Linked DNA regions of Homo sapiens: region 2 is linked to region 1. The links are chromatin contacts, found by Hi-C or POLR2A ChIA-PET in ENCODE. All regions are on one chromosome and are shown on one strand. Each heading gives the region's core, a stretch centred on a gene start or an enhancer-like site at or near the end of the contact. The rest is flanking DNA. Distances are from core to core; before and after follow the strand shown. Region 1 overlaps NOX3 (NADPH oxidase 3). Region 2 has its middle 62 kb from the start of SNX9.

Evidence for each region. A loop is a pair of places that touch in the nucleus more often than their neighbours do. ChIA-PET counts read pairs that join two places held with the same protein, here RNA polymerase II (POLR2A). Pooled maps may share reads with other maps.
Region 2: a map of naive thymus-derived CD4-positive, alpha-beta T cell shows a loop between it and region 1 (12-fold over the local background). The contact joins two enhancer-like sites. A Hi-C loop is called at or near these places in 1 of 168 maps with a recorded cell type or tissue (naive thymus-derived CD4-positive, alpha-beta T cell) and 7 of 50 pooled maps. POLR2A ChIA-PET finds 5 or more read pairs at or near these places in 1 of 52 experiments (activated CD4-positive, alpha-beta T cell).

Annotation. Positions count from the first base shown.
Region 1 is chr6:155,414,940-155,420,935 of GRCh38, forward strand. All of the region lies in intron 10 of NOX3 (NADPH oxidase 3), which reads right to left. Among named protein-coding and RNA genes, the nearest start is that of NOX3, 38 kb to the right of the region's middle. RefSeq lists enhancers at 3,363-3,512, 3,613-3,672. Within about 2 kb of position 3,617, at least 9 of the 41 ENCODE cell types and tissues checked have a DNase peak (open chromatin) inside an H3K27ac peak, as active enhancers do.
Region 2 is chr6:157,757,946-157,763,546 of GRCh38, forward strand. No RefSeq gene overlaps it. Among named protein-coding and RNA genes, the nearest start is that of SNX9, 62 kb to the right of the region's middle. RefSeq lists enhancers at 4,446-5,373, 4,875-5,601. Within about 2 kb of position 2,991, at least 10 of the 41 ENCODE cell types and tissues checked have a DNase peak (open chromatin) inside an H3K27ac peak, as active enhancers do.

The DNA of each region.
Region 1 (5,996 bases), core at 2,367-4,866:
ATATAGTGGATGCCTAGATGTTTTGGGAGACCACTCTGGGACTGTCATGGCGTTGAGGGTTTCTGTGTGCATGTGGCCCGTCATAGACCTTAGTTTCACATCATTCCCAAGCGCTAATGATCAGCCCAAACTCAGCCATGTCCATTTGCAAGGGGCTTGGGTCTGAGCGACAGTCACAAGTTTGGGCTCTCTGTGTGTCCCTTCTCATTTTCATGTTTTCCCAAGCCAAGGCTTCTCTTTAAGAATTCTTCAGCAGCACATAGGGACCAGGTCAAAGAGGTCTGGGGCCAGTAGGAAATGGAACTGTGCTAAATTTTGATAAACAGTTTCAGAAAATGAATTGAGAAGCACTACCAATCTGTGTTACTATGAGAGCTCAGACTCTCTAATCAAAGTTGGATGCTTTCAGGCGATTACATCTCCAAAACTTGTGCCGTATCTTGAATAGATATCCATGAACACAGGCAGAGGGCACTTTCACAAATGCAATCTGTATGTCTTTATATCCAAAATAAATTTCCAGAGAATGAAACAGAAAAAAAATTATTTACCTATGTATTTATTTATGGCCCAGAACCCCTCTAAACAAGGAAAGTGTACACAAGAATACAGGTTTAGGATATAGTGTAGCATGGTACAACAGCTCAGCGTTGTGAGCCTATGAAGCCCATCTGCTGTGGTAGACTGCTGCTGGCTTCACCATGCAGGTAGAAGTTGCAAATAACTTGTGCAACTGGGCAAAAGTTATTTAACTCCAACCTAGATTACTGCGTATGTAAAATGGCAATAAACACAGAACAATAGCTCCTGAGGTTATTGTGAGGATGAAAGGATATGTTTTACTGAAGCATTTAATGCAACGTCTGGCAGACACAGTAAGTGCTCAGAAGATGTTAGCTGCTATTGTTACTATCCTTGTTTGTCATTTGGAGGAGCTTAGAGAATGAAGAATGAAGACAGTATATTATAGAGCAAAGAGGGACATGCGCCTTGCTTGGCATGTGTTCCCACTGGTCACTCCTGGTCACTGAGAAGGGAAGCCAAACTTGACCTCTAGCACCAGTGTCAGAAGCAGAATCTCAGCATTCATCATGAAGATGTGCTCCATGAAGGGGAAGCCCCTCACCAGGCTCGGTGTGTGCTAAACTCACCTAGAGGCGTTTTACAGGGAGCCAGGGGCCCACCTTGACCATCGCCTCCTCAAGGAGAAGGGCAGTGGCTTGCAGTGCCACCTGCCTCCTGCTGGGCAGCACGCCTCTGTACCCCACACTGTGCAAAAGAAAGAACAGAACAGACAGAAGCTTGAAACCAGCAGGATGACAGAAGCTCTGCATAGAGGGGAATCAGGATCATTTTCCAAAAGGAGAATTTCTCTCTGTGAAAAGATAAAGACTGGTGTTTAGAAAATATATTACCTCCTCAATAAATGATCACTCTTATTGTCCTGGTTTTTATTTTGTTTTTGTTAAGGGAATCCTGGATTAATACAATAGCAAATAAGAAGAAATAAAAGAAGAAATATTTCTTCTTAATGATAAGCCTACCTAATGTGTAAAAGTTCTAGTTTAAAGTGATACAGTTATAAAATTGTTTTTCTGGTGAACCATTATAAGGCCAAGACCAGGCTTTGTCAATAATTTTTCATCCTTAAGACATTTTCTGAATGTGATTATCCTCAATGTTAACTATTTCATGACTATATTGCTACTTCGCCCTGTGGCTGAGGACTGATCTCTTTTGGGCCTCCGTTTGGTCTAATTACAGTTAATAATCCTTGTTGGACAACTGAAACATCTGAAACATTCTTTTTTTTTTTTTTTTTTTTTTTTGAGACGGAGTCTCGCGCTATCCTCCAGGCTGGAGTGCAGTGGTGCAATCTCAGTTCACTGCAACCTCCACCTCCCAGGTTCAAGCAATTCTTATGCCTCAGCCTCCCGAGTAGCTGGGATTACAGGCACCTGACACCACGCCCGGCTAATTTTTGTATTTTTAGTAGAGATGGGGTTTTGCCATGTTGGTCAGGCTGGTCTCCAACTCCTGGCCTCAGGTGTTCCGCCCACCTCGACCTCCCAAAATGCTGGGATTGCAGGTGTGAGCCACCACACCTGGCCTGAAACATTATTTAATAGCAGAATGATTCCATAAATTGTGGCCTATCCACACTATGGAATACTCTAAAGACACCAAACAAAATGAAATAGATCATCAGGTATTGACACTGACGGTGCCCGAAGTTATGCTTTAATGAAAAACAAAACAAATTACACTTCCTCTGCCTTCTACACACACACACCCCTATTTATGCATGAATGTGTATAGGTATATGCATATAAATGCATGGAAAAGGAATGGAATGAGACATATTCAACTGTTTAATGGTGAGTTTCTTAGGGAGCAAAGTTGGGGAGGTGTTTAGTTTGGGGAGGGAGGTGAAGGGAGATTTTAAAATGTTTGTGTATTTCATTGGACTCTTTTGCAAGAAGACTGTAGTCACGCAATCTGTGGTTAATAAACCAAGATATTAAACATATTAATACTGGTCACTTCCGCACAGAGCAATGGTGAGGGCTGATGGGGTACTGAGGCCTTTTGAGGCCCTCCGAGGAAAGACAAGAAGCATACATTTCTTTAGGAGAAGCATGAATGGCCCCTCCTAAAGAGGCCAACTGATGGCAGGAATCTTGGTGATTAGTAGAGATGATCAGTTCCAGGAGTAGTCAGAGCTCCAGTGTGAGGGAAAGTGAAAGTAAATAATTTCTCAAAGTAAACAGATTAAATTAAATGCATTTTTCATTCACTAGAAAAGAGAGCAGGCCCTCCTTTGTTTTATTAATATATTTTAGTAGAGTATGGATTTTTTGTCTTTTTTGGCCTCTTTCCCTTGTTCCCACTGGCCCGTGCTGTCTTTTTATTTGAATTATCTGTTTATTATATTAGGTTAAGAACCCAAAGGCCATTTTGCATGGGACACACTATAAATACCCATTATCATGGTTATATATTATGGAGCTGATGAAGGAAGACAATTTATGAAGAAATGAGATTATCTCAGTTCTTGTATAATCTGTTGTATCGTAGTCTGAAGACTACATATGCAGTTAAGAAAACGAACCGCATCTTGCAGTTGGCAGTTGTCTCAGTCCTGACTGCACAGCTGTGATATTAGGGAGAACTAAAATGTGTAAGCCAATCTATTTATGTCAGCAATCCTCCCCCTCCCTCCCCATTCATACACACCTATTTCATTCATCATTTTGACAGTTTGCACAAGCAAACCGTCCTAATTTTTTTTCAAGAGCTCTTTTCACAAATTGAGTGTGATGTAGAATTAATCATACCCGTTAGGCAGGAGGTGGAGGACTTTATTGCTAGAGGGCATTTTTCACCCCCAGCATTCAGCTTCCTCCATATTGCATCACAGAGAATTCTCAACCACCCTCAGCCTTCCCTCATCCCACAGGGGCACAGCGTTCTCAGCTGCCTTCAACTCAGTGAAGTTTGGCTCTTACTTCTGCGTTGAAAATATTTCTTTCATGTATTACAACTTTTTTCCATTTTCATCACAGCAAGCCATCATTATACTTCTTGTTATTTGGCCTTCTTGGGAAATCCCCTCCTGCCCATTCTTCCCCCTCCCCTTCCACTCCCCGCCCCCTCCCAGATCTTTCAAAACAAAAGTACTTAGAAACAAAGATATTTTAAGACATCAGCTTCAAATGGAAAGTACTACTTATGACGCTTCCCACTGAGGAAGTGGCAGGCGCCTTATTGGTTGTGCTCCTGCATTTTACTTAGAAGTTTTCTAGAATAATGCAACAGAGGAGAAGGGTAAAGAAGTTCTAGTTTGCAACGGTGACAATTGAGAAAACTTTGGTGCACATTTTTTCCTATAGACTTGCAACTTGAGTTTTGTGTGTAAAAATGTATGCCTTATGCCAACCAGTGTTTTTACACATGGAGGAAAAAAAAATCCCACCTAATCGCAGTTAACCATTTAAGCTTAAAATTCTGGCTCTCAACGCCTATGCGAGTTGTCCTTTCCTTCCTTATTACAAAAGAGGACAATCTGAAAACTATAGTCCAGACTTAAAATTGTGAAGACACCGTTAGATAAATATGTACTGCTTTGCTCTGTGGCACTTCAAAAATTATATAGACTCTGACAGTTTAGTGGAAGGAGTAGTCTTTATATCTCAAAAGCATGTAGGTAGCCCTGACAAATATTAGTTACATAAGCCTAATAGTAGCTATACTCAAACCAACACAAAGTTGCTTTAAAAGAGAGAAACTTCCTAAACCTGTTCTCATGCCTGCAGACGCTTAAGGAATTGGATCTGAACTGTAATTTTCAGCCCAAACTTTCAATAGCATGAAAACCTCACTTCTTCCATGAAAGAACTTTGAAGCAGAAATCAGAAACACATGCTCAGGTCCTGACTCAGTGGTGAACAAGCTGGGTGACTTTGGACAAATCATCTCCGCTCGAGGTGCAGATACTGACTTTCATGGTCCTATGCAAAGCTAGGAGATTAGGACCTTTAAGTTATTTTATGATTCCACACTTTAGCTTCCTTTCTCCCATATGACATTATTTCTGCCCTTATTTTCACCTGAGTCGTGTCCAAATAGTCCCTCACATTTTTATAAGCGATGAAAACATTGCTTTTATATTTTTTACTCTACTGTTTCTGTTTCTTGGAATAGAGATCAATGTCCCTATTTTATGGTTTTGTGGTGACTGCAGTGCTGAAAGCCTTGAGAAACGCCACAAGCAGAGCCCAGGAATGACAATGGAATGCTGAGAAAGGAGGCAAAATTAAGATTTTGTAGGCTCCTGTATGAATTTTAAAATTTTTGGGGGTTCTTATAAGATTTTTCCTCTATATTCCTAGTAAAATAATTGGAATTTAGTAAAAATCATTGAAGAATTTTTTTGGTTACATAAACAAAACCTTAATACCCTTAAATTTTAAAGAAAATTGTGTACAGAAGCCATTGTTTATTCTTTTTGGACATGTAGACATTTATTCACTCATTGATTTATTCAATATTTTTACTATATATATAGTTATCACATGTTGTATGTGTATATATATATATGTATGAAGATATCCAGAGAAGCTATGTTCAAGGAACTCACAGTCTGTTAGAGAAAATAAGATTATTTCACGAATCTTAATACAGGAAAGATATGTGACATAACAGTAGGGCAGCAAAGGAGTGGTGGAGGTTAAGAGAAGGGGGAGGTGATTGTGAGTCGGGTGTAATGACAATGAGACTTTGCATGTCTCTGAGCAGGACTTGAAATATTAGTTGGATTAGTGAGTGAATGAAAATGAGACACGCTATCCACCACCATCTTCCTGTGAAGCATGAAGTGACTTTTAGTGTCGTGGAAACCATGAAGCAGTGAGCCACCTCTCTGAGTGGGATTTACTTGGTAGGCAGCAAGAGGGAAGGAAGAACTTAGGGTGGCTGAAAAATCATCACGAACCAAAACAAAGCATTGCTGTGAGGTCCAAATATCCCAGTCACTGTTTTGCTTGCTTTGTTAAATATATTATGGCGTAGAGGAAAGAAGATGAGCTTTGGTGCCAGAAGGATCTAGATTCAAACTCTAGTTCTAGTATTATTTAGCTCTCTGTGTGTCAGGGTCCTCATCAGTATTGAGAATATTACCTATCTGAATGAGCTATTATGAGCATTTAGTAAAATGACTGTCATTTCTATTAGCTTTGTGATCAGGCCTTAGTTTTCTCATCTGTAAAATGGGAATAAAAATGATAAGTATGACGAAAAGATGGCATGAGATAGTGCATGTAAAATGCCCAGTTTCCTTCCTGTTAGGTAGTCAGTGCTTGATAAATCTAGGCCATTAGTAATAGCAGTACTGGTAACCTATTTATACCTTTGGTAGATACAATCAGCATTTAGATAATCATCTATATTTCTGTATACACATTTCTATGGTAATATTTCCATATTATTTGTCTTAT
Region 2 (5,601 bases), core at 1,741-4,240, 2.3 Mb after region 1:
GCAGATGGGGAGGCCAGGAGTTTGAGGAGCTTGGGCAACATAGCAGGACCTCGTCTCCACAAAAAGAAATTAAAAATTAGCCGGCCATGGTGGTGCATGCCTGTAGTCCCACTTACTCAGGAGGCTGAGGCAGGAGGATCACTTGAGCCCAGGAGTTCAAAGTTACAGTGAGGTGTGATCTCACTGCTGCACTCCAGCCTCCAAGGTCTTCAGAGCAAGACCCTATCAAAAAAGAAAAGAAAAGAAAGAAGAAAGGAAGGAAGGAAAGAAGGAAAGAGAAAGAGAGAAAGAAAGAAAGAAAAAAGAGAGGAAGGAAGGAAAAAGAAAAGAAAGAAAAAAGAAGCAGATGAGGCCAGGTCACCTAAAAGGCCTTTTCTACCATGCCAAGGAGGCTAGATGTTACATGGAATGCTATGAGGGTCTTTGGGAGAATATTATACAGGGAAATGGCAATATCATAAATGTGATTTCAGAAATATCATTACTCTAGCAGCATGGAGAATGGATTCGAGAGCGGCAAGTCTGGGGATAGGAGAGCAGTGAGGAGCTTCCCGATGATCCCAGAGCAAAATGACAAGGGCCTGGGGAAAAGACACTCTTGGTGGGGGCAGAGGAAGGGGAGGCTTCCGGAGTTGGGCAGGAAGAAGAACAGATCAAATCTACCAACTAAACAATGGTAAGTGGGAGAGGTCAGGGGTAAGGATGACTGAAGGCTCTGGCTGGGGTCACTGGGCACATGGTGACACCATGTCCCCTGGATAAGCCCCATGAGGGTGGGACTGTGGCTGAGTCACAGCTGTATGGTCAGCACGTGTAGTGACTAGCAGGTAATGGGTGTCTGAGAAGTATTTATGGGGTGAACGCTAGCATGGATGCCTGCGTGAGCAAGACAGGTAGGGATGATGGAACCTGTTGAGTAGGAGACGCCTGAGAGATGGTCACAGGAAGCTGTGCAGCAGGAAGTTGCACAGATGAGACCTGAGTTCAACAGGGAGACCTGAACTGAAGGCAGGGATCTGGGAAGCAGCGGCATTCACGTTCCCAGTGAGGACAGTGGAAGAAGACCTCAGGTCCTGAAAAACACCAACAGCTGAAGGGCCAGCAGAGGAACCTGTGCCCTCAGAGAAGGTTTAAAATCATAGCAAGGAACAATGATGGTGTTGAGAGTTTCAAAAGACAGGAGTCTCTGGGAGGCCAAGTAGAATAAGGAGTGAAATTTACCTATTGAATTTGGCAACCTGGACGTCAGAAGTCACACGGCCCTGGCTGGTAGGAATTCTGAGTCATGCAGGCTGCGGGCAGGGGACCATGACATCTAGCTGAAGCCATGCAAAGATGGGGCCTGAGAGCCAAACCAGGCTGTGACATGCTAGAGCTGGCCCTGATGGGCCCAGGAGCACTCATGGTTAAATTTTCAGGAAATTTGCAAGCTGGTTGTTAAACACAGCCATTATTAAAAATTAAATGGGTCAGGCGCAGTGGTTTATGCCTGTAATCCCAACACTTTGGGAGGCTGAGGCTGGTGGATCACTTGAGGTCAGGAGTTTGAGGTCAGCATGGCCAATATGGTGAAACCCTGTCTCTAGTAAAAATACAAAAATTAGCTGGGCATGGTGGCGGGCGCCTGTAGTCCCAGCTACTCAAGAGGCTGAGGTGTGAGCTTTGAGTCCAGGTGGTTGAGGCTGAAGTGAGCCATGATCATGCCACTGCACTCTAGCCTGGGCAACAGAGGGAGACCCTGTCTCCAAATAAATATAGAAATAAATAAGAAAAATAAATAAAAGTTTAATGATATAAACTTACAAATTGAATAGATTATACTAAAAACAAAAGTAATAAACACTTAAAGCTCATCACTTCCTAGTGATCTACACTTTACTATTACCTATGCCATCAAAGTTTGTTTTTTTTGTTTGTTTGTTTGTTTTTTGTTTTCTTTTTTAGATGGAGTCTTGCTGTGTTTCCCAGCTGGAGTACAGTGGTGTGAACTTGGCTCACTGCAACTTCCACCTCCCAGGTTCAAGCAATTCCCCTGCCTCAGCCTCCCGAGTAGCTGGGACTACAGGCGTGCACCACCACACTGGCTAATTTTTTTTATCTTTTTTTCAGTAGAGATGGGGTTTCACCATGTTGGCCAGGATGGTCTCAATCTCCTGACCTCGTGATCTGCCCACCTTGGCCTCCCAAAATGCTGGGATTACAGGCGTGAGCCACCACGCCCGGGCCATCAAGGTTATTTACATCTGCGTGTCTGAGTGGAGGAAGCATTATATAACCCTGTTCTGCTGCACATCTCTTTCCACCTCTGCGTTCAGTGACTTCTTACTGACAGCTGGAAATTGGCCATGGGGGCAGTATTTACACCACAGAAATTGGCAAATGTACATTTCAGGACTCTTCTTCCAGAGAGCCTGTTGTGCACATTTACTAGCACACCATTAAAACCAGGCCACAGGGTGTCACCATCCACATTTCTCCCCCAGAGAGTGTCCAAAGGTTCAAATCGCAAAGTAGGGAGCTCAAGTCTGAGCCAGAGTGGCCTCTATCTCAATCAGTCTGGTGAGGCTGGTATAGCAGAGCTGGGGTGACAGCCAAGCGTTTAGACAAGGACAGTTCTTAGCCTCAGGAGATGCCAGTGTCACAGCTTCAGATAGCTCTCTGTCCAGGTGCAGGTGCAGGACCAGCCAGTGAGGGTACAGAGGATATGGGGACTGGGAGGAAGTAGTTTCCGGTTGCCTGACCTGACATTCAGGGCTGGATTTGAGGCCCAGAAGAAATCTAGGATCAGGGCAGACGCCAGCTGGTGGCCTGGTCACCTACACTGGCCTGGGTGGGGACAGGGAGTTGCACAGACTGACTCCCTTCCTACTCCCTCATGGAGAAGGGTCTTCAACACCTTTGCAGGTCCTTCCCATTGCCCCAGGCCTGGCTGATGCAAGCAGGTAGGGAGCGAGAGGGCAGGCTGGGGAAGGCAGTGTCTGGCAACACAGCCGGGGGAAAAGAGATTTATTTTACAACAACAACAAGAAGACTAATAAAAATAATTTTGAAAAAATCTGATGGATAACATGAATCACCCTCGTATGAATCACTAGTTACACTTGGTGGTGTACCAAGGAGAAGGAGAGAGCTGTGGGAGTCAGGGTGCATTGTCTGCAGAGAATTTAAAAATAGGAAGAAAAACACTGCAGTGGTCTGCTTTCTATTATCGCCATGTGTGGCGATTGTAAACAATGGCAGACCCACCCCCACACCACTGGTTACACCCCAGACATGCATTTTTGCCTGTGTTCTAGGTAATCAGTTGATTGTATTAGAACAGCTGACACATTCTTCTTTAGTTCCTTTTTGTGGCATTAGTTTCATAGAATCACTTATTTTGGGGGAATTGGAGGCATGTCTTGTTTTTCCATTCAGACAACAACATGTATCAAGCGGTCTATGATGTGCTGTCTGTCAGTTGCACTTGGAGTTCAAGAGCATTCTTAAAGACGCAATTTGTGTTTTGGAAAAATGGGTAGAGAGCCTTGTTTTGTGTGTGCGGTCAAATAAGTCAGAAGTTGGTTATGAGTCACCACTCTCCTGCTAGTCTAGCATTGTACCCTGCACAGCAAAAAGGGGTTGTAAGCATTAAAAGGGGGCTTTTGAAAAAGCACAGGATATGGAAAGGCGGCCTAGAAGCAAGTTCTGGTGCACGTGAACCGTGTGACCTCAGAAGCCGCATCCCACTGAGCTGTTCTGAGCCTCGGTTTCTCCATTGGTAGAATGGGGCTAATAGTACCTGACCAGCTGTTCCCAGGCTACCGCCAAGGGCCCGTGGAAGCAGGTGCAGGAAGGGATGACGCACACGTGAGCTCTTAAGACAGCTTCAGTTCCTCAGGATTCAAGAAGGGGGAAGGAGAGCCCAGGGCCAGCACATCTGGGGAGGTTCAATATAGATTTAGGTCTGGAATTTCCATTTTCACTGCAGATATGTTGTGCTGAGAAAAGTTCGAGGGCATCAGAATGAAAATTGGAACTTGAGAAACTGGATGAACGTCGCAGCAGGAAGGGAGCCGGGCTGGAGCTCTCTGGAGTGGGGCGCACCGCAGGGAGCACGGCCAGAAGATGGGAGAGGTCACAGGTGGGGCCGTGCCTCTCACAAGCTCAGGGTGCCCTGTGGGGCCGGGAGGGGCAGAGTACAAGCTCAGGGTGCCCTGTGGGGCCGGGAGGGGCAGAGTAGGTCTAGAAGCCGCTCTGGGGGCAGTGCCCCCACCATCACCTGCCAACTGGCAGATCTGATTGTAGCCAGAAGCCTCTTCTCTTTTCACTGGGTTCGTTGCAGTTTTCAAGCGTGCAGTTCCTTCTATGAAGGAAGGTGGTAGAAAGCCTATGAATCCCACCAAAGCTTCCAAAGCAGATGGCCCTGTGGCCTATTTCTGGTTCATTGCTGTAGGGGAGGAAAGATAATTTTTTCTTCGGCTCTCATAAATTCTTAGTTGGAATGTACCCCTGTAACAAAAGACAGGTTAACAGGAGAAAAACAAAAAGAAGTTTAGTATCATGTATATTTAATATGCACATGGAACAAACAGAAGTTTAGTATCATGTGTATTTAATATGCACATGGAAGATACCAGGGAGAGATGCCTTTGAATTCCAGCTTAGACAGTATCTTCAACAAAGAACAGCTAATATTTAGAGAAGTGACAAGGAAAAGGAAAAGGAAAAGGACTCTGAAGAGTGTCCCGGAGCCCGCTGTGGCTAGGGAGGATGCAGTGGGGGTTGGGGGAAGTATTTTTTAAAATATTTTAAAAATAAAAGCAGAAAAGGATTTCGAGTCTCTAGGGGGCAGCAACTTGGGGAGAAGCAAACAACTGGCAGAGGAAGGCTGCTCGGTGAGGCTTGCCCATGTGGGTTCCTCCAGTACCATCTCCAGGCTGACAGGGTTTGAAATTGTCTTCCGTGGTTAACCTTTGTTCTCCCTGGTGGAAGGGGGACAGGACACCTTTTGTCTTTGTGCCCCGCTTTAGGCAAATAGAGCGAGGGCAGAGAGCTCTCCTGCATCTGCTTTTTAATGGCCTTCAGCTCAACAATCCTTATGCATATTTGGGGGTTGCATATTCTCCTCTTCCAAGCTACACAGATTATACGTCTCAATGTAAAACACGATCTTTTTCTTCATTACCTAGAAAGTGAGGGAAGTCACGCCCAGAGGGTGCTGATGTAGGCCTGGTGATGAGGGTATAGGTGGCCACCGTCCCAGGTGGGCTCCACCTCTGCCCTCTGTGATGTGGAGTAGGGGCTGGGGCTCCTTGGGTACAAGGCAGGGAAAAGGGGAGGGCGGCGGGGTTGAGGAAGCTGCTCCGGGCTTCCAGGCCAGACCATCCCAGAATGAAAGGAGTTTTCCCCATGGATCTCCAGGCCTTCTCCATGGAATTTAGACAGCTGAAGGCAGACACAGGTCCCTGCGGGGAAGTACCTGCTCCCTCTTCTAACAAGTGCAAAGCAAGCAGGGCAAGGCTCCGAAGGGAACAGCTGGAGCAGGCCCAACCCCAGGTGGCCCTGGGGTTCCGTGGTTGACCCGGAAGCAAGTCAGGCAGGGAGCCAGGAATGTGGTGA